Linked DNA regions of Homo sapiens: region 1 is linked to region 2. A link is a loop called in an ENCODE intact Hi-C map of the cell type or tissue named here. Cell type or tissue: OCI-LY7. All regions are shown on one strand. Links, peaks and the distances in the headings refer to the core of each region. The heading gives the core; the rest is flanking DNA.

What was found. A loop is a pair of places that touch in the nucleus more often than their neighbours do. Peaks named below come from ENCODE experiments on the same cell type or tissue, not always from the same donor. Only the 100,000 strongest peaks of a DNase experiment are listed, where the experiment ranks them.
Region 1: it touches region 2 in a loop (2.0-fold over the local background); 3 of 110 quality-filtered maps call a loop at or near these places.

The regions. Positions count from the first base shown.
Region 1 is chr7:5,326,226-5,336,825 of GRCh38, forward strand. TNRC18 (trinucleotide repeat containing 18) reads right to left here. Exons shown (of 30, transcript NM_001080495.3): 19 at 6,397-6,824. Among named protein-coding and RNA genes, the nearest start is that of SLC29A4, 49 kb to the left of the region's middle. In OCI-LY7, for the core only: no CTCF peak of the experiment used is centred there; DNase peaks (open chromatin) are centred at 1,626 and 5,336; H3K4me3 peaks cover 742 bases; H3K27ac peaks cover 1,195 bases.
Region 2 is chr7:5,391,997-5,402,596 of GRCh38, forward strand. It overlaps TNRC18 (trinucleotide repeat containing 18), which reads right to left. Exons shown (of 30, transcript NM_001080495.3): 3 at 2,444-2,599. Among named protein-coding and RNA genes, the nearest start is that of TNRC18-AS1, 22 kb to the right of the region's middle. RefSeq lists enhancers at 5,636-6,005, 9,428-9,929. In OCI-LY7, for the core only: CTCF peaks have their summits at 4,644 (motif pointing right) and 4,843; DNase peaks (open chromatin) are centred at 4,665, 5,325 and 5,905; H3K4me3 peaks cover 1,725 bases; H3K27ac peaks cover 1,763 bases.

The DNA of each region.
Region 1 (10,600 bases), core at 817-8,816, 66 kb before region 2:
ACACAACCATGCACACACAGTATTTTAAAAAAAAAAAAGTGGGAATTTACCAACAGTCCTGCTTTGCAACGTTTCCCCTCAACATGACTGATACATATGAAAGGAGCTTCATTTTAACAGCAGCCTATTGAGCCAAGGTATGGAGAAACCCTAATGCACTTACTTTAACCACCCCCGCGATGAGAAGGGCCTGTAGGCTGCCTCCGTTTTTTCACTCTCTGTTTTGTTGTTGTTTTTGAGACAGGGTCTGGCTGTGTTGCCCAGGCTGGAGTGCCATGGCACAATGACAGCTGACTGATAGCCTCAACCTCCTGGGCTCAAGCAATCCTCCTGCCTCAGCCTCCCAAGTAGCTTGGACTACAGACATGTACCGCCATGCCCAGCTAAAAAATCTACACTTTCTAAAAGGGACACGTCTAAAACAAATGGCCATTAGCTGGGCATGGTGGCGGGTGCCTGTAATCTCAGCTACTCGGGTGGCTGAGGCAGAATCATCACTTGCACCCGGTAGGCGGAGGTTGCAGTGAGCCGAGATCGCGCCACCACACTCCAGCCTGGGCAAAAAAGAGCAAAACTCCGTCTCAAAAATAAAATAAAATTAAGGAAAAAAAAAAAAAGGCCAGGTGCAGTGGCTCCTGCCTGTAATCCCAGCACTTTGGGAGGCCGAGGCGGGCGGATCACGAGGTCAGGAGATCGAGACCATCCTGGCTAACACGGTGAAACCCCATCTCTACTAAAAATATAAAAAAGTAGCTGGGCATGGTGGCACACGCCTGTAGTCCCAGCTACTCGGGAGGCTGAGGCAGGAGAATCGCTTGAACCAGGAGACGGACGTTACAGTGAGCCGACATCGTGCCACTGCACTCCAGCCTGGGCGACAGAGTGAGACTCTGTGTCAAAAAACAAACAAACAACAACAACCACCAAAACAAATGGCCAAGGCCAGGAGAGGTAGAAAAGTAATAAATAAAGATAACAATGGTCAAATGCTACCAAGACAACAACAGAAGTCACAGCGTCCATATCCAAAATGAAAGTCAAAGCAGAGAGCATTAAAAGAAACAAAAAATGGTATGTTCTAGGGAAAAAGAATATACAGTTTAATCCCCATTTTGGGGGGGAAAAATATATATGTGTGTGTTTGTGCGTGTGTGTGTGTGTGTGTGTGTGTGTGTGTGTGTGTGTGTCTGTGTGTTTTATTTTCTTGTTGCTGCTGAACTCTTTAATGCAAGTCATCCTTCTGGAATCAGAGGCATCTTAGGCGCTGAAAGAATGTTAGTGGCGCTGTCCCCTTATCTCTGGGATCCGTCATTAAGCAGATAGCTGCAGCTCCTGGTACATGTCCCTGCAGCTGTACCCACAGGGAAACAAAAGGAAATGACAGCAGAAAAAAAAAGGCCTGAATGGATTTTTCTTTTCTTTATCTTCCAAATTACTGTTATAATCAGATAAAGCCAGTAACTGTTTCTTTCCCTTTGATCTGAAAACCCACGGCTGGGTGCCTTCCCCTACTTTTTTGTAAAAAAAACATAAAGTAAATAAGAAAATAACTTCCGACGTGATAGAAGTTCTGTATGCAAAACAGAGACGCTGCCTGCTTTGGTAACTATGACAGCAAAACACCATCACCACCCAAACCACCAACCGCCAGCAGGGTCAGTGGCAGGAGACAGGCAGGCAGTGGGATGGCATTCAACCATTTAAAAATACTGACAGCCAGGCGCGGTGGCTCACGCCTGTAATCCCAGCACTTCGGGAAGCCAAGGCAGGCGGATCACTTGAGGCCAGGAGTTCGAGACCAGCCCAGCCAACATGGTGAAACCCCGTCTCTACTAAAAATACAAAAATTAGGCGTGAGGGCACGAGCCTGTAATCCCAGCTACTCTGGAGGCTGAGACAAGAGAATCACTTGAACCCGGGAGGCAGAGGTTGCAGTGAGCTGAGGTTGCACCACTGTACTCCAGCCTGGGCCACAAGAGTGAGACTCTGTCGCAAAAAACAAAAAAAATACTGATGTCCAGGTGTGGTGGCTCACGCCTGTAATCCCAACGCTTCGGGAGGCCAAGGCAGGAGGACTGCTTGAGCCCAGGAGTTCAAGACCATCCTGGGCAACATAAGGAGACCCCACCCCATCTGCACGAAAATAATTTTTTTTTAATTAGTCAGACGTGGTGGTATACACCTGTAATCCCAGCACTTTGGGAGGTCGAGGCAGGAGGATCACTTGAGCCCAAGAGTTTGAAACCAGCCTGGGCAACACAGTGAGACCACCTTCCCCGCCGCCGCCTTTTTTTTTTTTTTGAGACAGAGTCTCGCTCTGCCACCCAGGCTGGAGTGCAGTGGCACAATCTCGGCTCACTGCAACCTCCGCCTCCTGGGTTCGAGCGATTCTTCTGCCTCGGCCTCCCGAGTAGCTAGGACTACAGGTGACCGCCACCACACCCGGCTACTTTTTTGTATTTTTTTAGTAGAGGCGGGGTTTCACCATATTGGCTAGGCTGGTCTCGAACTCCTGACCTCGTGATCCACCCGCCTCGGCCTCCCAAAGTGCTGGGATTACAGGTATGAGCCATTGCGCCCGGCTGAGACCACCGTCTCTTATTAAAAGAAAAATTAGCAAGGTGTGTTGGTGTGCCACTGTGGTCCCACCTACTCAGAGGAGACTGAGGCAGGAAAACTGCTCGAACTTGGAAATTTGAGGCTGCAGTCAGCTACAATCACCACTGCACTCCAGACTGGGAAACAGAGCAAGACTCTGTCTCTTATAAATAAATACAATAAAAATATTGATAGAAGGCCAGGCGTGGTGGCTCATGCCTATAATCGCAACACATTGGGAGGCTGAGGTGGGCCGATCACCTGAGGTCAGGAGTTCGAGACGAGACTGGCCAACATGGCGAAACCTTGTCTCTACTAAAAATACAAAAGTGAGCCGAGCATGGTGGTGAGCGCCTGTGATCCCAGCTACTCGGGAGGCTGAGGCAAGAGAATCGCTTTAATCTGGGAGGCAGAGGTTTCAGCGAGCCAAGATCTCACCACTGTACTCCAGTCTGGGCAGTAGGACAGATTCTGTCTTTAAAAAAAAAAAAAAGATAGAAAATAAAAGTAAAAGCCCATCCCATGTGGCAGTACACATGATATAACACAGACTGAACTAAGTCTGAAAAGCAGAATACAGCCAGGAGCGGTGGCCCACAACTGTAATCCCAGCACTTTGGGAGGCTGAGGTGGGCAGATCATTTGAGGTCAGGAGTTCAAGATCAGCCTGACCAACATGGTGAAACCATGTTTCTACTAAAATACAAAAATTAGCTGGGCATGGTGGTGGGCACCTGTAATCTCAGCTACTTGGGAGGCTGAGGCAGGAGAACTGCTTGAACCTGGGAGGCGGAGGTTGCAGTGAGCCGAGTTTGTGCCACTGCACTTCAGCCTGGGCGACACAGTGAGACTCCGTCTCAAAAAAAAAAAAAAAAAAAAAAAAAGGATAGCTATCTGTCCAAGGTTACAGCAGGGAATGATCAATAGAGTTGGGCTTTGAACACTGGGGACGTAGCTTTAGCTTCAGTTCTGGCTCCTTAACCACTGGACTACATTGCCTCTTTGGGCCTTTCCCAAGAGTTCCTTCTGTTGGAGGCCCAGGGTTTCCAATTCCTGGCATCTGAACAGCTGAATACCCAGCTATTATATCCAGCTATAATACCAGAGGCTCACCCAGTGTCTGCCTTTTGATACTGTAGCAGGAACCTGGAACAGAACAGATTCATTGTTGACAAATGGAGGCTCAGACACCCAAGGAAAATCACCCCACATCTCAGCATCCCAAGAACAGACACTGTTAATGTGTGGTAGGTGCCCCCCAACACACCCAGCTAATTTTTTTATTTTTAGTAGAAACGGAGTTTCACCATGTTGACCAGGCTGGTCTTGAACTCCTGACCTCAGGTGATCTGCCCACCTCGGCCTCCCAAAGTGCTAGGATTACAGGAATGAGCCACTGCAAACAGCCTTTTTCTTTATTTTGAGACAGAGTTGTGGGTTCTGTTGCCTAGGCTGGAGTGAGGCAGTATGATCATAGCTCACTGCAGCCTTCACCTCCTGGGCTCAAGCAATCCCCCTGCCCCAGCTTCCAGAGTAGGTGGGACTATAGGCACTGATCACCACCACTCCCAGCTAATTGTTTTTTTGTTGTTTTTTTTTTTTGGTAGAGGCAGGGTCTTGCTGTGTTGCCCAGGCCAGTCTCAAAACTCCTGGCCTCAAGGGATCCTCCCACCTCAAAGTGCTGGGATTGCAGGCGTGAGCCACCGCAGCCAGTCTGGTGCCTGTCCATATGTGAGCCACCTATAGAGAGCGGTTCATAGGAGAAACCCACTTCACACAGTCCTGCATGGTAAGTGTGTGAAGTGAAGGGGTTAGAACATGTCTGGGCCTACTATGTGCTACCTGGTAGCATTATTATTTTATTTTTGGAGACAGAGTCTCACTCTGTCGCCCAGGCTGGAGTGCAGTGGCACAATCTCAGCTCACTGCAACCTCCGCCTTCCGGGCTCAAGAGATTCTCCTGCCTCAGCCTCCTGAGTAGCTGGGATTACAGGCACCCGCCACCATGCCTGGCTAATTTTTGTATTTTTTAGTAGAGACAGGATTTCGTCATGTTGGCCAGGCTGGTCTCAAACTCCTGACCTCAAGTGATCCACCCACCTTGGCCTCCCAAAGTGCTGGGATTACAGGTGTGTGCCACCGTGCCCGGCTGAATCATTATTATTATTGTGACTAATTGTGACACCTGTCCTGCAAGGCCTTCAAAAACCTGAGATGGCCTCTGCCACCAGGAGACAAGAGCACAAATCCAAGGTGCCTATGGATGGTGCTTACACTGGCCCCTTCCTCACTACTACCCCTTTGTCAGGAAATCAATGTGACTCTCATCTTTTTTGTGATCTTCTCTAGAATGTCACCCTTATTTGAGGGTTCCTCCTATATCAAGGGCTCAGGGTGGAGAGGTATTTTGACAGAATACCGTCAAAACCTAGCTGTTAAGTCTGAACGCATCCAAATAGGAGGAGGAAGCAACTGGCCCTCAGCTTCCTAGTGGCCAGTGCAAAAAGGGTAACAGGCCCGATTATAAAGTTGTCTAAAAGCAAGTTTTCTTAATCTGGGGTGTTCATAGAGAGAATTTAGGAAATCTGTAAATGGGTAGGAAAGAAAATCCCACCTGCATTTTCACATTTTAACCTCTAAAAAAAAAATGGGGTTTTCCTTCAGGTGAGAGTGGAGGCCACAAACCACAAAAGTACCAGCAGCGCCGGTGAAACCACAGAGTCTTGCAGCAACGGAAACCACAGAGACTTGCAGCACACAATAGTTACTCCAGGGACCTTAAAACATCCTTTACACTGCTTCAGAAGTACAGCACTAGCCGGGTGCAGTGGCTCACGCCTGGAATCTCAACACTTTGAGAGGCTGAGGCAGGAGAACAGAGTTTGAGACCAGCCTGGGCAATGCAGCAAGACCTTGTCTATACTTAAAATTTAAAAATTAGCTGGGCACGGTGGTATGCACCTGTAGTCCCAGCTACTCAGGAGGCTGAGGTGGGAGGGCTGCTTGAGCCCAAGAGTTCAAGGTTGCAGTGAGCCATGATCACAGCACTGCACTCCAGCCTGGGTGACAGAGTGAGACTCTGTCTCTAAAATATAAAATAATAAAATTTTAAGTACGGTATTTACTAGACCCATTGGCAGATGTGTTTATTAATTAAATACATCCCTAAAGGAATGTATAGGTACCATATCACAGAAGGGTCTTTTCAATATTTTGATAACTATGGTCACTATCACTGTCTTCCTTTGGGGTCCCAGGTATCTTATTCACTTTTTAAAGTCGTCTTCTGAGACAGGAGAAAAGAGAGTAAGGACCTCTGTAAGATACGGGTGGTCAAGCATGGTGGCTCATGCCTGTAATCTCAGCATTTTGGGAGGTTGGGGCAGAAGAATCACTAAAGGTCAGGAGTTCAAGATCAGCCTGGGCAACATAGCGAGATCCCCTCTCTACAAACAATAAATTAGCCAGGTGCAGTGACATGTGTCTGAAGATCCAGCTATTTGGGAGGCTGAGGCAGGAGGACTGCTAGAGGCCAGGAGGTAAAGGCTGCAGTGAGCCATGATCAGGCCACTGCGCTCCAGCCTGGTGACAGAGCAAGAGTTGACTCTTAAGAAACAAAGGAACAGGTGCCCAGCTCCTGCTGTGGCTAAGTCCTAGCAGGGGCTCCGGGCGGGCCTGGAGCCGAGTACATGGTTATTAACAGTGAAGCCGCTTCCCTAGGCTGGGAGGGGAGAGGGCCCCTCCCTCACGGAACCCCAGGGACCCTTCTGCGGCACCCCCTCCCAGCGCGGCCCCTACCTTCCTGGGGTCCTTCCTGTCCTTTGCACGCCCGGCGTCCTTGCGCGGGCTCAGGGGGCCGCCCTTGGCGCAGCGGCTGGTCTTGGTGGCGGGCGCGGTGCTGACGGGCGCAGGTGCAGCAGCCGAGGCGTCGTGCAGGAAGATGCGCTCGCTGCGGCGCCGCGTCCACAGGTCGTCGTCGCTGGCCTCGGGCCCCGCCTCGAAGCCAGGCTCCTTGGGGCCCCGCAGCTTCCGGGCCTTGCGCCCCTTCTCCACCGCCAGCTTGGCCTTGTCTGGGCTGCTGGGGTCGGGACCGCGGGCGCCAGGCGTGGGTGCGGCCAGGGAGGGTCCCGGCTCCCCCAGCCCCTTCTTGGGCCGCAGCAGCCCCGCAGGCGACCGCTTGCGCACCTTGACCTCGCTCTCTGAGTCGGTGTACTCGAACTCTGTGCCTGAACGCGGGAGGAGGGCGTGCTGGTCACAGCCTCGTGGGGACCCCTTCCCTCCCACCCAGCCACATGGACACCATTCCTCCCCGGCGGGACCTCCCCGCCAATGGCAGCGCTTCTGCCCGTTTCCAGGAGAGGAAACTGAGGCCCAGAGGAGAAAGACTCATCGGGACCACGCCTGTCCCTACGCCTGTCCCTACGCCGCCTCGGCTGCCCGGACGCTGCTCCCAGCCCCTTGCCCCATGGGAAGATCCTGGGCCCCTTGAGCTCCTCCAAAACCCCATGTGACTTGTGGAAATCCCAGAAGCCAGGGCAGCTGGGCAGGACGGGCCCCACACCTGCAGGGCAGCAGCCCTCTAAGGCAGGCAGGCGGGGAAACCCGCAGAGAATCCCCAAGCCCCGCTCGCCTTCTCTCCCCCGTTCTTGGTGCTGCCTGTCGGAACTGGGTGGTCCCAGGAATCGTCCACTCCCACTGCCCTCTCTACACGACATGGCCACCCCAGCAGCCCTCCTCCCACCCCAGGCCCCACCCATTGCACAGCCAAGGCCCTGCTTCCCTCTGTCCTGGATCCTGGGTCCCAGCTCCCGGGCTGCTTGAATGCACAGCCTCTGAGCACAGCCACCCAGCACTCGCCCAGCACCCACCATCCCCACTCATTCCCAGCTGCAAGCTTTGCTCTCTGCCATCCCCTATGCACAAAGCACCAGCTCCCCCGACCTCTCCTTGGAACGGCGCTAAGTCCTTCAGAAGGAGACCCACCCCACAACCCGGGAAGTCCTCTATGGCCGCACCTCTGTTGTCACAGGCAATGCCACACCTTCGCATTTCTGTCCATGCCCAGGTCCCAGCTTATCCCAGCCTGCCCTGACCCTGGGAAGCAGATCCGAGTTCTCTGGGATCTCCAGCTCAAGCCCCAGGTCAGAGCTGGTGTCCAGGAAAAGAGTGTGAGTGAGGCGTAGATGGCACTGCTCCCCAGGACAGGGGCTCCAAGGTGCCTTCACTCAGGGATGCAATCTCTATGACAGTCCCTTGCGTTAACAACCTCAGGGAGAGCCAGTGGTCTGCCTTAAATCCTCCAGCACAGGAGCCGAAAAGCCAAGGCCCAATCCCAGGCCTACTGACCCCGGGGGGCAGCCGTGAGAGGCTTGCTCTGCACTGCCCCGGTAGATGAAGCCACAGCAACAGGGGCTGGCGGGGGCTGCCCAGTGGGAAAAAGTCACCAGCAAAGTGTAATAATCCTATTAATTAACTTTTTTTTTTTTTTCTTGAGACGGAGTCTCGCTTTGTCGCCCAGGCTGGAGTGCAGTGGCGTGATCTCGGCTCACTGCAAGCTCCGCTTCCCGGGTTCATGCCATTCTCCTGCCTCAGCCTCCTGAGTAGCTGGGACTACAGGTGCCCGCCACCACGCCTGGCATTTTTTTTTTTTTTTTTAGTAGAGACGGGGTTTCACCGTGTTAGGCAGGCTGGTCTCGAACTCCTGACCTTGTGATCTGCCTGCCTCGGCCTCCCAAAGTGCTGGGATTACAGGTGTGATCATTAATCTTTTGCTAACAAGACTTTCCAACTTTCCACTGTGCAAGGAGGCAGCAAGGGGCTTTTGAGGCTGATGTGGGTGCAGGCCACAGGCATGAGCGCTCTGCTCTGGGTATGACAGAATGAGGTACCACCCCGTAACAGTCCCCCCAGAGATCCACTGGAACACCTGGCGTACGTAATCCTTCACAGGCCCATTGTGTATGGTGCAGGGAGGGACAGTAGACAGAGAGGAGGCTCACGTGGAAGGCAGAGAGTGAAGTCACAGGAGGCAGATCTCCCTGCACCCTCTACCCTGGCACTAGACACGGTCTTCTTGGCACACACAGCAGGGAAGGTGGGGCCCACATAGAAAAGAAATAGAGTCCCGCTGACCTCAGCACCAGGAAAGAGAAGTCTAGAAACTGGCAACACAGAAGAGAATAGAAAGCGAGCCAGTGGCCAGGCACAGTGGCTCACAACTGTAATCCCAGCCCTTTGGGAGGTCAAGGCGGGCGGATCACCTGAGGTCAGGAGTTCAAGACCATCCTGGCTAACATGGTGAGAAACCTGTCTCTGCTAAAAATACAAAAATTAGCCGGGCATGGTGGCGGGTGCCTATAGTCCCAGCTACTCGGGAGGCTTAGGCAGGAGAATCACTTGGACCCGGAGGTGGAGGCTGCAGTGAGCAGACATTGCACCACTGCACTACAGCCTGGGCCACAGAGTGAGAATCTGTCTCAAAAAAAAAAAAAAAAAAAAAAATTTGGCCAGGCACAGTGGCTCACACCTGTAATCTCAACACTTTGGGAGGCCAATTTGGGCAGATCACAAGGTCAGGAGTTCAAGACCAGCCTGGCCAACATGGTGAAACACCATCTCTGATAAAAATACAAAAATTAGCCAGGCATGGTGGTGGGCACTGTAGTCCCAGCTACTCAAGAGGCTGAGGCAGGAAATTGCCTGAACCAGGAGGCAGAGGTTGCAGTGAGCTGAGATCGCGCCACTGCACTCCAGTCTGGGTGACAGAGTGAGACTCCGTCTAGAAAAAAAAAAAAAAAAATTAGAAAGGGAGCCAGAGAGAGGTCCCCATGCTCTCTCTCTCCCCAGTGTCTCTAAATGGCCCTGAAACTACCTATACACAGAATAGACTCCAAGCAGCCCAGGGCTCAGCAAAAAGTGATCTGAACAGAGGCCAGAGATACCACCTAAGAAACTGGACTTCAAGTCCCACCAAGGAAATATCTGCTAAAACAAAGGAGATCATATTCACTGGAAAAAAAAAAAAAAAAAAAAAAAGGCATTCTGACTCTCCACAACCTCAGCCCCACAATGTCCAAGATACAGTCCGCAATTACTAGACAAGGCCATTCACAGTGGCTCACACCTATAATCCCAGCACTTTGGGAGGCCAAGGCGGGCAGATCACTTGAGGTGAGGAGTTTGAGACCAGCCTGGCCAACATGGCAAAACCCCATCTCTACAAAAAATACAAAAATTATCTGGGCGTGGTGGCATGCATCTGTAATTCCAGCTACTTGGGATGCTGAGGCACAAGAATTACTTGAGCCCAGGAGGCGGAGGTTGCCATGAGCAGAGATCACACCACTGCACTCCAGCCTGGGCAACAGAGCGAGACTCTGTTTTAAAAAAAAAAAAAAAAAATTACTAGACAAATGAAGAACCAAGAAAATGCATCACATTCCAGAGAGAAAAAAGAAAACCAACTAAACGTGACCCTGAGATGAACCACATGTTGGAAAGAACAGCCAACGATTCTGAAATCCTCAAAGAGGTGAAATAAAACTTGTTTTCAATGCATGAAAATTTCACCAGAGAAATAGGAAGGACAAAAAGAAACAACAGAAAAGAACCAAATGAACCAATTGTAAGTATAGAACTGGCTAGGCACAGTGGCTCACACCTATAATCCCGGAATTTGGGAGGCTGAGGCAGGAGGATCCCTGAGGTCAAGAGTTCAAGACCAGCCTGGGCAACATAGCAAGACTCTGTCTCTACAAAAAATACAATAATTAGCCAGTCATGGTGGCATGCACCTGTGGTCCCAGCTACTCAGGAGGCAGAGGTGGGAGGATCACCTGAGCCCAGGAGGTTGAGGCTTCAGTGAGCCATGATTGTGCTACTGCATTCCAGCCTGGGTGACAGAGCAAGACCCTGTCTCAAACAACACAAAGAAATTATAAAACTGAGAAGTACAATTTCAGAAATAAAAAATCCATGGAGGGGATCTAAGAGCTGAATGGAT
Region 2 (10,600 bases), core at 1,024-9,023:
GGACTCAGGTACCCCATACCCAGCTGCCCCTGCTAAGGCCAGGGATGCAGGACCTGTCCCTGGTCCACTGGGCCGATGTCTTCTCTCCAGCACCGCCTTGTCAATAATCATGCCATTGACAACACCCACAAACAAAAGGGCTACCCGATACCTGTTCTCTCATCCAATCATTCAAACAGCACTCCCAGCCGGAGCAGTGGCTCATGCCTGTAATCCCAGCATTTTGGGAGGCCGAGTTGGGTGGATCACGAGGTCAGGAGTTCGAGACCAGCCTGATCAACATGGGGAAACCCCATCTCTACTAAAAATACAAAAAATTAGACGGGTGTGGTAGCAGGCGCCTGTAGTCCCAGCTCCTCAGGAGGCTGTGGCAGGAGGATCTCTTGAACTCAGGAGGCAGAGGTTGCAGTGAACCGAGATCAGCCTGACCAACATGGTAAAGCCCTGTCTGTACTAAAAATACAAAAATTAGCCAGGCGTGGTGGCGCACGCCTGTAATCCCAGCTACTCAGGAGGCTGAGGCAGGAGAATTGCTTGAACCCGGGAGGTAGAGGTTGCAGTGAGCCAAGATTGTGCCACTATATACTCTAGCCTGGGCGACAGAGCAAGACTCCATTTCAAAAAATAAATAAATAAGTAAAATACAACCAACAATAAAAAAACAGCTCTCCCACACAGGCATCAGGTCTCTGCTCTCCCGTCTGTAAAATGGACCTAATGGGCTTAATAGGCCGGGCACAGTGGCTCATGCCTGTAATCCCAGCACTTTGGGAGGTCAAGGTGGGACGATCGCTTGAGCCTAGCAGTTCAAGACCAGCCTGGGACACATGGTGAAACCCCAACTCCACCAAAAACGAATACAGTAGTTAACCGGGCGTGATGGTGTGCACCTGTAGTCGCAGCTACTCAGGAGGCTGAGGTGGGAGAATGGCTTGAGCCTGGGAGGCGGAGGTTGCAGTGAGCTGAGATTGCACCACTGCACTCCAGTCTGGGCGACAGAGCAAGACCCTGTCTCAAAAAAAAGGGCCTAACAGTCCCTCCCCCGGGCAGGGCTGGCTCTGAGGCTGAAGTGAGCTGAGTGTGCACTGGGCTGTGGTAAGCACCCTGTGTGTTTGTGGTCATCACTAGGATTTGTTGGCCAAAGAGAAAAGTCTCAGGGACAGAGAGGTAGTGAGCTGGTGGCAGACAGTCCCGAGAGGCAGGCTCTCCTCATCCAGACCCTCTGGCATCTGCCTTGGCTGGTTAAAGTGGGAGGCTCAGGTGCGACCCCAGCCTAGAAGGCCCACTCTGTGCAGGCTGGGCACCCTCGTGCCTGGATTCAGATGCCTTCCCCAGAGTGTCCAGGAAGAGCAGACTCGCTGACCTCATCTGTACAATGGGCAAAGTACTGTAAGGACTGGATGGGGTCCTGTGACTAGAGACGCCTCTGGCTGAACCTGTCTCCTCCTGGGCTGAACACAGCAGCCGCAGGATTCGGGATGACGGTCAGACCTGGCCCCGCAGGAGGAAGTGGAGGGAGAGTGGCTGGGGAGGGCCGGAAGAGCCCTAAGCCTGCAGCAGGAGCTCCAGGGCTGCAACCTTCCAGGAACCACGAGCACCTACAGGACACCTGGGAGGAGGAAGGAGGAAGGAGGGAGGAGGGAGAAGGAAGTACCTAGCGCCCAACATCCAGAACCTGTCAAAGCCAGAGAAGACAGAGGAGCTTGGAGGTCTGCAGGCCCATTCCTTTGCAGGCAGAAAATCAAAGTGAGGCTCTAGAGAAATCCAGAATCTGCTCACGACCCCGGGGAAGCCAGGCCTGCAGAGCCCCTACATTGAGGGGCATGGCTGCAGAAATGCAGAAGAAAAGGCCCCAACAGCCCCAGGTCCCCCCGCTCTGGGAAATTTTTTTTGTGGAGATGGGGTCTTGCTATGTTGCCCAGGCTGGTCTCGAACTCCTGCCCTCAGGTGATCTTCCCACCTCCACCTCCCAAACTGTTGGGATTACAGCTGTGAGCCACCATGCCCGGCCTGCTCCTGTAATTATTAATGAGCCTACTGTGTACCAGGGATACAGTGCTGAGTAGATCACACTAGGCCCTGAACTCAGGGCTCACTCCGGTGGGAAAGCGGGTAGTTCATGAATGATGAGATAATCTGTCGTCACAAGCAAGTGATGGAAGTGGGTGCGGAAGAGGGGGTCTCTGAGCTGAGCCGGAGGAGGACTGGAAGGTGGTCTGTGGCATGGGGTGTCAGGCTGAAAGGAGAGGAAACAGCTCATACAAATGCCCTGTGACAGTGACAAGAAGAAGCCCTGAGCGTTTGAGAAACAACAGGGAAGCCAGGTGACCTGGGACCCACCAGCCCCAGCTCAGCGATGACAACAGAGGGGCACATGAAGTGGCCAGAGTGGCTGGGACGTCAGCCCAGCAGCCCTCAGCCCCGACCCCGGCATGTTCCTTACCTTCATGGGCGTGGGCGGCCCACAGCTGCACCATGGGCAGGTTGCTAGGGGTTGGGGAGCGGAAAGACAGGTCAGAGGGCAGTGGCACTGGGCTCCCATGGGACGAGGCCGAGGGCCCCATCCCGCTGGCCACAAAGCTGCCCAAGAAGGCCTCGCCTGCAGAGAGAAGTTGGGAGGACCGTCAGGCAGACAACCAGGGAGGCGCCGCCGCCCCAGCCCACCGCCCCGACCCACCGCCCCGAGACCGCCGCCTCTCCCCAGCTGTGTGGAGCTGATGCTGGCCAGGAGACCAAAGAGGGTTCCCCTGCTCCGGCCCCACCCCTGGGCTGCAAGATGGTCCTGGATCAACCCAACCAGACCCAGGGCTTGAGAAAGCACAATACGGCAGGAAGCCCCCCACAGCAGACCCTCAGCCCTGGGCACCCCGCACCCTCGGAGGAGGGCCTTCCACCCCTGCCGCCCAACCAGCCCAGATCCGGCCCGGCACCATTCTCCCCATCTGCAGGTGGAATCCTGAAGTCGGTGGCGCACTGGGACTTCCAGAGGCCACAGGGCAAGGCGGTGGGGGACTTACAGGCGGGGGGCTCATATGCTGAGCTCTGCAGGCCCAGAGAGGACACCCACCCTCCAGCCAGAGAATCACCTCCCACAGCAGCCCTAGCCAGCCCCGTGTGCCCATTTCACAGAAAAAGAAGGTGAGGCTCAGAGATGGGAAGTGCCAGGTCACACAGCCAGAAAGCAGGGACTCAGAATGCAGCCCTGCAGGGTGTCCCCCAGCCCATGGCTGGCACCACCGAGCCACAGTGGCTTAGGGAATGAATCCGTGATGAATGGAGCGGCAGGCGTGGGGGCCGCTAAGGGAGCCCCGTGGAGGGCAACCCCTCCAGACAGCAGGCCCCACCCCGGGGTCACTGCCAATAGGGGCCACGGGGCAGACTGCTGCTCAGAAACATGATGGAAATCAGCAGGGCCTGGGTGGAAGCCACAGCCAGCCCCGCCATGCCCCACGTGGCCAGGCCCACATCGGACAGGGTGCCTCCCAGCTGCCACCCAGGGGCTCTGTCCCACGAGCCCCAAACGCCATCCCCTCTAAGGGAAGACCCTGGCAGGCCTCTGGGTCACAGGTCAGAGAGAAGCATGCAGGCCCTGGCGCACGGGGCTTCCCTTACCAGGTCTCGGTTTGCACATCAACAAAATGGAGATAAACATGCCTCCCTTCGGGAATGATAGGGAAGGAAGCATGTGTTTAACCACAATGACAATATAATGAGGCCGAACACGGTGGCTCAAGCCTATAATCCCAGCACTCTGGGAGGCCAAGGCAGGCGAATCACAAGGTCAGGAGTTAGAGACCAGCCTCACCAACATGGTGAAACCCCGCCCCTACTAAAAAGACAAATACAAAAAATTAGCTGGATGTGGTGGCGGGCACCTGTAGTCCCAGCTACACGGGAGGCTGAGGCAGGAGAATCGCTTGAAGCTGGGAGGCGGAGGTTGCAGTGAGCTGAGATCGCTCCACTGCACTCCAGCCTGGGCGACAGAGAGAGACTCCGTCTCAAAAAAAAAAAAAAAATGCTAAAAATTAGCTGGGCGTGGTGGCGGGCACCTGTAATTTTAGCTACTCGGGAGGCTGAGGCAGGAGAATCACTTGAAGCCCGGAGGCGGAGGTTGCAGTGAGCCGAGATCGCTCCACTGCACTCCAGCCTGGGCGACAGAGAGAGACTCTGTCTCAAAAAAAAAAAAAAAAAAATGCAAAAAATTAGCTGGGCGTGGTGGCAGGCACCTGTAATTTTAGCTACTCGGGAGGCTGAGGCAGGAGAATCACTTGAACCCAGGAGGTGGAGGTTGCAGTGAGCTGAGATCGTGCCACTGCACTCCCGCCTGGGCAACAGAGTGAGACTCCGTCTCAAAAAAAAACAATATAATGATAAATAATGACAACAGGCCGGGCAAGGTGGCTCTCGCCTATAGTCTCTGGAGGCTGAGGCGAGAGGATGGGTTGAGCCCAGGAGCTGGGAGACTGCAGTGAGCTGTGACTGCAATTACAACACTGCACTCCAATCCAGGCGACAGAACAAGACCTGGACTCAAAATATAAATAATAACAATAACCAGCCATGGCACCCATTCGCTAAAAGCTGGAATGCACCAGGCACCGTGCAGCTGATTTCAAATCCTCCCAGCAACACCCTCAGGAGGTGGCAGCAAAGCACCTCCAGCTGGGTGCTACCACTGGCCAGCCCCCAGCGGAGGGATTCCGTGTGTACCCTAGAGCTACCTCCTTTAAGGCCCTGTGTTGTGAGCACTGTTTACAGGGGGCATGGATAAGTTATGTGGCTTTGCAGGAGATGTGGGCTCCTAGATGGCCCCGGTCCAGCCTGTGGGAGCTCACAGATCCCAGTCCAGCCTCTGAGTCCCCAGTGCCTCCCTTCTCCCCAATAAAGGGCCTGTATACAAGTGCTCACTGACCGCCTCCCAGGGGCACAGGATCCCAGAATATCCAACCCATCTTCTTTGGGGTACATGTGGGGAAACTGAGGCAAAGAAGGGCAGGGCCTCCACCTTGGGCCCCAAAGACAGGAGTGGGCAGAGCAGCAAGGGGTGCCCTCGGGCCACACGCCATCACCACCACCCCGTGTCCGGCCCCCAACACTCCAGTCCAGCCAGGCCCAGCCCCCTCACCGGACTCCAGCGCCAAGCCCTCGGGCCCCGGGGCCTCGGTGGCCAGTCAGTTCATCCATGCGGCCCAAGCCGGGGCAGCAGGGCCTCCAAGCCCTGCTGAGCCCCGGGCTTCCGCCTTGCTGTGGCAGGCGGGTGGGTAGAAGGCTCCGGAAGCCAGCAGCCAGGGTTTGCGCAAGAGCTTACATCAGCCGCCAGCTCTTCCTGCCGCAGGCTGCACGGAAGCCTAATGGCCCAGGCCGGCCCCTGCCCGGGCTTGTGAAACCCGCCCAGCAGCACCCAGGCCCGGATGCCAGCCAACGGCTCCTGCCCACCACAGGGCTCAATGGCACCCAAAGCCCCTCCTCCCAGGCTGGGCGGGGCAGCCGGGAACCCCCAGCATCCCCAGCAAGGCAGTGCCGTTCTCAGTGCCTCAGTCTGCCACTCTGTAAAATGGACACACAATCCCCACTCAGCTATGGCGATGAGGCCAGCGTGCCACCCCCCTCACCTCACTCTCCAGAACAAACAAACTTCTCCCTGGTCACGTCAGGAGCCTGCCCCTTTCCCGCCTGGCCCGTCAGGCACGAACTCCCAGGCCTCCTAGAATGCTCCTCCTTCACTCCCACCTCGGGTCTCCCTGGGCCCCAGAGAAGCCTCCAACAGCCACACGACCCAAGCAGGCCCCAAGTGACCTGTGACCACCCACAACCCCTCGGAAACAGATCTGCCAGCCTCCTTGTGGATTTCATGCCTCTGTCTTCCCCGAGAGACAGTTCCCTCCTTGAGGGCGGGGACTATCTTCCTTACTTCCTGCCATATCACAGTGGCTGGAACCTGCCACCTGTGACCTGCCACCCAGGACATACTTCTATTTGGGATTACCCAATTGCACGAGTGTTGTTTCTTTTTTTAGAGACAGGGTCTCACTCTGTTCAATTCACCCAGGCTGCAGTGCAGTGGCTCGATCATAGCTCGCTGCAGCCTCCAACTCCTGAGCTCAATCAATCCTCCAGCCTCAGCCTCTTGGGTAGCTGGGACCACAGGCACACATCATCAGGCCCAGCAAAAAAAAATTTTTTTTTTTTTGAGATGGGAGTTTCGCTCTTGTTGCCCAGGGTGGAGTGCAATGGCGCGATCTCGGCTCACCGCACCTTCCGCCACCCGGGTTCAAGTGTTTCTCCTGCCTCAGCCTCCCAAGTAGCTGGGATTACAGGTATACCCCACGACGCCTGGCTAATTTTGTATTTTTAGTAAAGATGAGGTTTCTCAATGTTGGTCAGGCTGGTCTCGAACTCCCAACCTCAGGTGATCCACCCGCCTCATCCTCCCAAAGTGCTGGGATTACAGGCGTGAGCCACCGTGCCTGGCCACCCAGCTAATTTTTTTCTTTTTCTTTTTTGCAGAGATGAGGTCTTGCGATGTTGCCCAGGCTGGTCTCAAACTGCAGGCCTCAAGCAATCCTCCTGCCTTGGCCTCCCAAAGTGCTGGGATTACAGGCATGAGCCACCGTGCCCGGCCTCTTTTCTTTTTTTTAAAGACAGGGTCTCTCTCTGTTCACCCAGGCTGTAGTGCAGTGGCTCAATCATAGCTCACTACAGCCTCCAACTCCTGAGCTCAATCAATCCTCCAGCCTCAGCCTCCTGGGTAGCAGGGACCACAGGCACACACCATCACACCCCACTAATTTTTTTCTTTCTCTTTTTTGTAGAGATGGGGTCTTACTATGTTGCCCAGGCTGGTCTCAAACTCCTGGCCTCGTGCGATCCTCCTGCCTTGGCCTCCCAAAGTGCTGGGATTACAGGCATGAGCCACCCTGTCCAGCCATAAATGTGATTTCCAATGTTCCCAGGGCCAACGCAAAGAGATACACATTAGGGTGAGGAGAGGATCAAGGCATCCCGCAACTCACAAAAGAGGCTCTAAAATAAACCCCGAAGAAGCACAGCCCATGCCAGGCCATCCTGCCTGGTCTCCTTCCATCTCTAGACTATACTCCAAGCCCCCACAGTGCCCCCCTGCCCCACCCACTGCTCACACCCACACCCAAGGACCGAGCAGTTGCCATCCCCCCGTTTCACCAAGAAGGATGCAAGCCTCAGGGTGCCAGGGGGCACTGAGTTAGGCCCAGAGCTCACTGGCCTCTCGAAAGACTTGACTGGAATCCCTCATACCAACCTGCGGTATGGGGGTCTCCCTGCCTCTCGCCCTAGGCTGAGCTCAAGACCTGGCTCCCCAAATCAAGTAACTGGCTGCCGCCTACTCACCCCAGTTATTATCTCACCCGACACCTTAGAAGCTAAGACCAATGACCGTCAAAACCTAAAACACACACCTGGGCACAGTGGCTCACACCTATAATCCCAGCACTTTGGGAGGACGAGGCGGGCAGATCACTTGAGGCCAGGAGTTCAGCCTGGCAGACATGGTAAAACCCCATCTCTACCAATAATACAAAATTAGCCGGGCGTGGTGGCACACAACTGTAATCCCAGCTACTCAGGAGGCTGAGGCAGGGGAATTGCTTGAACCCAGGAGGCAGAGGCTGCAGTGAGCCAAGATCGCGCCACTGCACTCCAGCCTGGGCAACAGTGCGACACTGTGTCTCAAAAACAAAAACAAAAAAACCTAAAACACACAGCCGGCACGATGGCTCACACCTATAATACCAGCACTTTGGGAGGCCTAGGCGGGTGGATCGTGGATCACTTGAGGTCAGGAGTTCGAGACCAGCCTGGCCAACATGGCGAAAACCACCCCCCGCCCCCGCCCCGTCTCTACTATAAATACAAAAATTAGCTGGGCGTGGTGGCAGGCGCCTATAGTCCCAGCTACCTGGGGAGCTGAGGTGGTGCGATCATGACTCACTGCAGCCTCAACCTCCCGGGCTCAAGCAATCGCCCCACCTTTGCCTCCTGAGTAGCTGGGACTGCAGGTGTGCACCACCATGTACAGCTCATTTTTATTTTTTCTTTTTCGTAGAGTCAGGATCTCACTATGTTGCGAAGTCTGGGGTCTAGAATTCCTGGGCTCAAGCGATCCTCCCACCTCGGCCTCCCAAAGTGCTGGGATGACAGACCTGAGCCATTGAGCCTGGTCTATGATTATTGTTATTATTTATGGTTACAAACCCTGGAGCTCAGAGAAGCTAAAAGCACCTACTACAAGGTCAGAGTCCGTGTCTGCTTCTAGCCAAATGCCATTTGTCCTTGCTTAAAACAAAAATTCAGAGCTGGGAGTGGTGGCTCATGCCTGTAATCACAGCACTTTGGGAGGCAGAGGCGGGCGGATCACCTGAGGTCAGGGGTTCTAGACCAGCCTGACCAACATGGTGAAACTCCGTCTCTATTTAAAATACAAAAATTAGCCGGGCATGGTGTCGTGTCCCTATAGTCCCAGCTACTCGGGAGGTTTTTAGGAAGGAGAATCACTTGAACCTAGGAGGTGGAAGGTGCAGTGAGCCGAGATCACGCCACTGCACTCCAGCCTGGGCGACAGAGTGAGACTCTCTCTCAAATAAATAAATATTCAATTTTGAAACCATAGATAGCTGGTGATTACACAGGATGAATACACCAAACACCACTAAAGTATACACATTTCAAATGGTTAATTGTATGCCACGTGAATTTCACCTCCATGAAAAAAATGCAAGCTGTAGCCTGGCGTGGTGGCTCACACCTTTAATCTCAGCACTACCAGAGGTCAAGGTGGGCAGCAGATCACTTCAGCCCAGGAGTTCAAGACCAGCCTGGGCTGATAGAGACTCTTATCTCTACAAAAAAATACAAAAAAATTAACCGGGTGTGGTGGTGCACGCCTGTAACCCAGCTACCCTGGAAGCTGAGGTGGGAGGATTGCTCGAGCACAGGAGGCTGAGGCTGCAGTGAGCTGAGATTTCGTGCAGCCTGGGAGACAGAGCAAGACCCTGTCTCAAAAAAAATTTATTAAAAATTAAAACTAAGGCCAGGTGCGGTGGCTCACGCCTGTAATCCCAATGCTTTGGGAGGCCGAGTGACTCACCCACCATGTCTGGCCCACCAATGCAATCTTCCCTCTGCAACAGTAGTTGCTGGGGACCCTTCTAGAAACTGTATGGTGGGCACCTGAAGTCCTCCCTGGTTCGAGTCGGGGGGGGGCGGGGGGGCTGCATGTGATCATGATAGGGATATAAGTTCCTTAAACAGCAAAGAACCAGAAGGCTTTGTCACTGCCAATGGGCTAGTCCAGAGTAGCTCCGGCCCACCTCTGCCCCTCGCCCTGAATCAGGTCCTCCCTCCAGATATACAGGGAAGACCCTGCACACTCCCGCCTGTCTATACCCTAACTCCTTCACTCCCTTCTCTTACAGCTCAGCCTTCCCTGTCCTTTTTCACATTGCAACTTACCCTGCCACGCCCTTTCCTGAAATGTTTTTCTCCACTGCTTATCACCTGTTATCACAGGTGTTAGTTCCTTATTGTCTCTGCCCACTGAAGACAGCAAGCTTTTCTTTGAAAGGGTGTCTGCTGCCTGTTGCCAGGAAAGCACCCAGACAGTAAACGATTGGGCGTTGCTCTGTACCAATAAAACTTTATTTACAAAAACAAGACGTGGGCCACATTTGGCTAGACTGCTCACCCCAGCATTACTAGGTATGCTACGAGTTATTTTTTATTCCTAGTCCTATGCTGCACATCGGAGGTACTCAAGTAGTATTTACGGTAGGAACTGGGCACAGTGGCTCATGCCTGTAATCTCAACACTTTGGAAGGCCAAAGTGGGAGGACCGCCGGGAGCTTAAGAACGGCCTGGTTGGCCGGGCGTGGTGGCTCACACCTGTAATCCCAGCACTTTGGGAGGCCGAGGCGGGCAGCTCACAAGGTCAGCAGATCAAGACCATCCTGGCTAACACGGTGAAACCCCGTCTCTACTAAAAACAAAAAGAAAAAATTAGCTGGGCGTGGTGGCGGGCCCCTGTAGTCCCAGCTACTCCGGAGGCTGAGGCAGGAGAACGGCATGAACCCGGGAGGCGGAGCATGCCGTGAGCTGAGATCATGCCACTGTACTCCAGCCTGGGCAACACAGCGAGACTCTGTCTCAAAAAAAAAAAAAAAAAAAAAAAGAACAGCCTGGGCAACAGAGCAAGACCCCATCCCAAAAAAATTTTTTTTAGGCCAGGCACAGTGACTCATGCCTGTAATCCCAGCACTTTGGGAGGCCAAGGCAGGCAGATCACTTGAGGTCAGGAGTTTGAGACCAGCCTGGGCAACACGGTGAAACTCCATCTCTACAAAAATTAAAAACAATTAGCCATGCATGGCGGTGTGGGCCTGTAATCCCAGCTACTCAGGAGGCTGAGGTGGGAGAATGACTTGAGCCCAGGAGGCGGAGGTCGCAGTGAGCCGAGATCGCGCCACCACACTCCAGCCTGTGACAGAGCGAGACCCTGTCTCAAAAAGACAAAAAAAAAAATTAGAAAATAATATTTATGCGGCTGGGCGCAGTGGCTCACGCCTG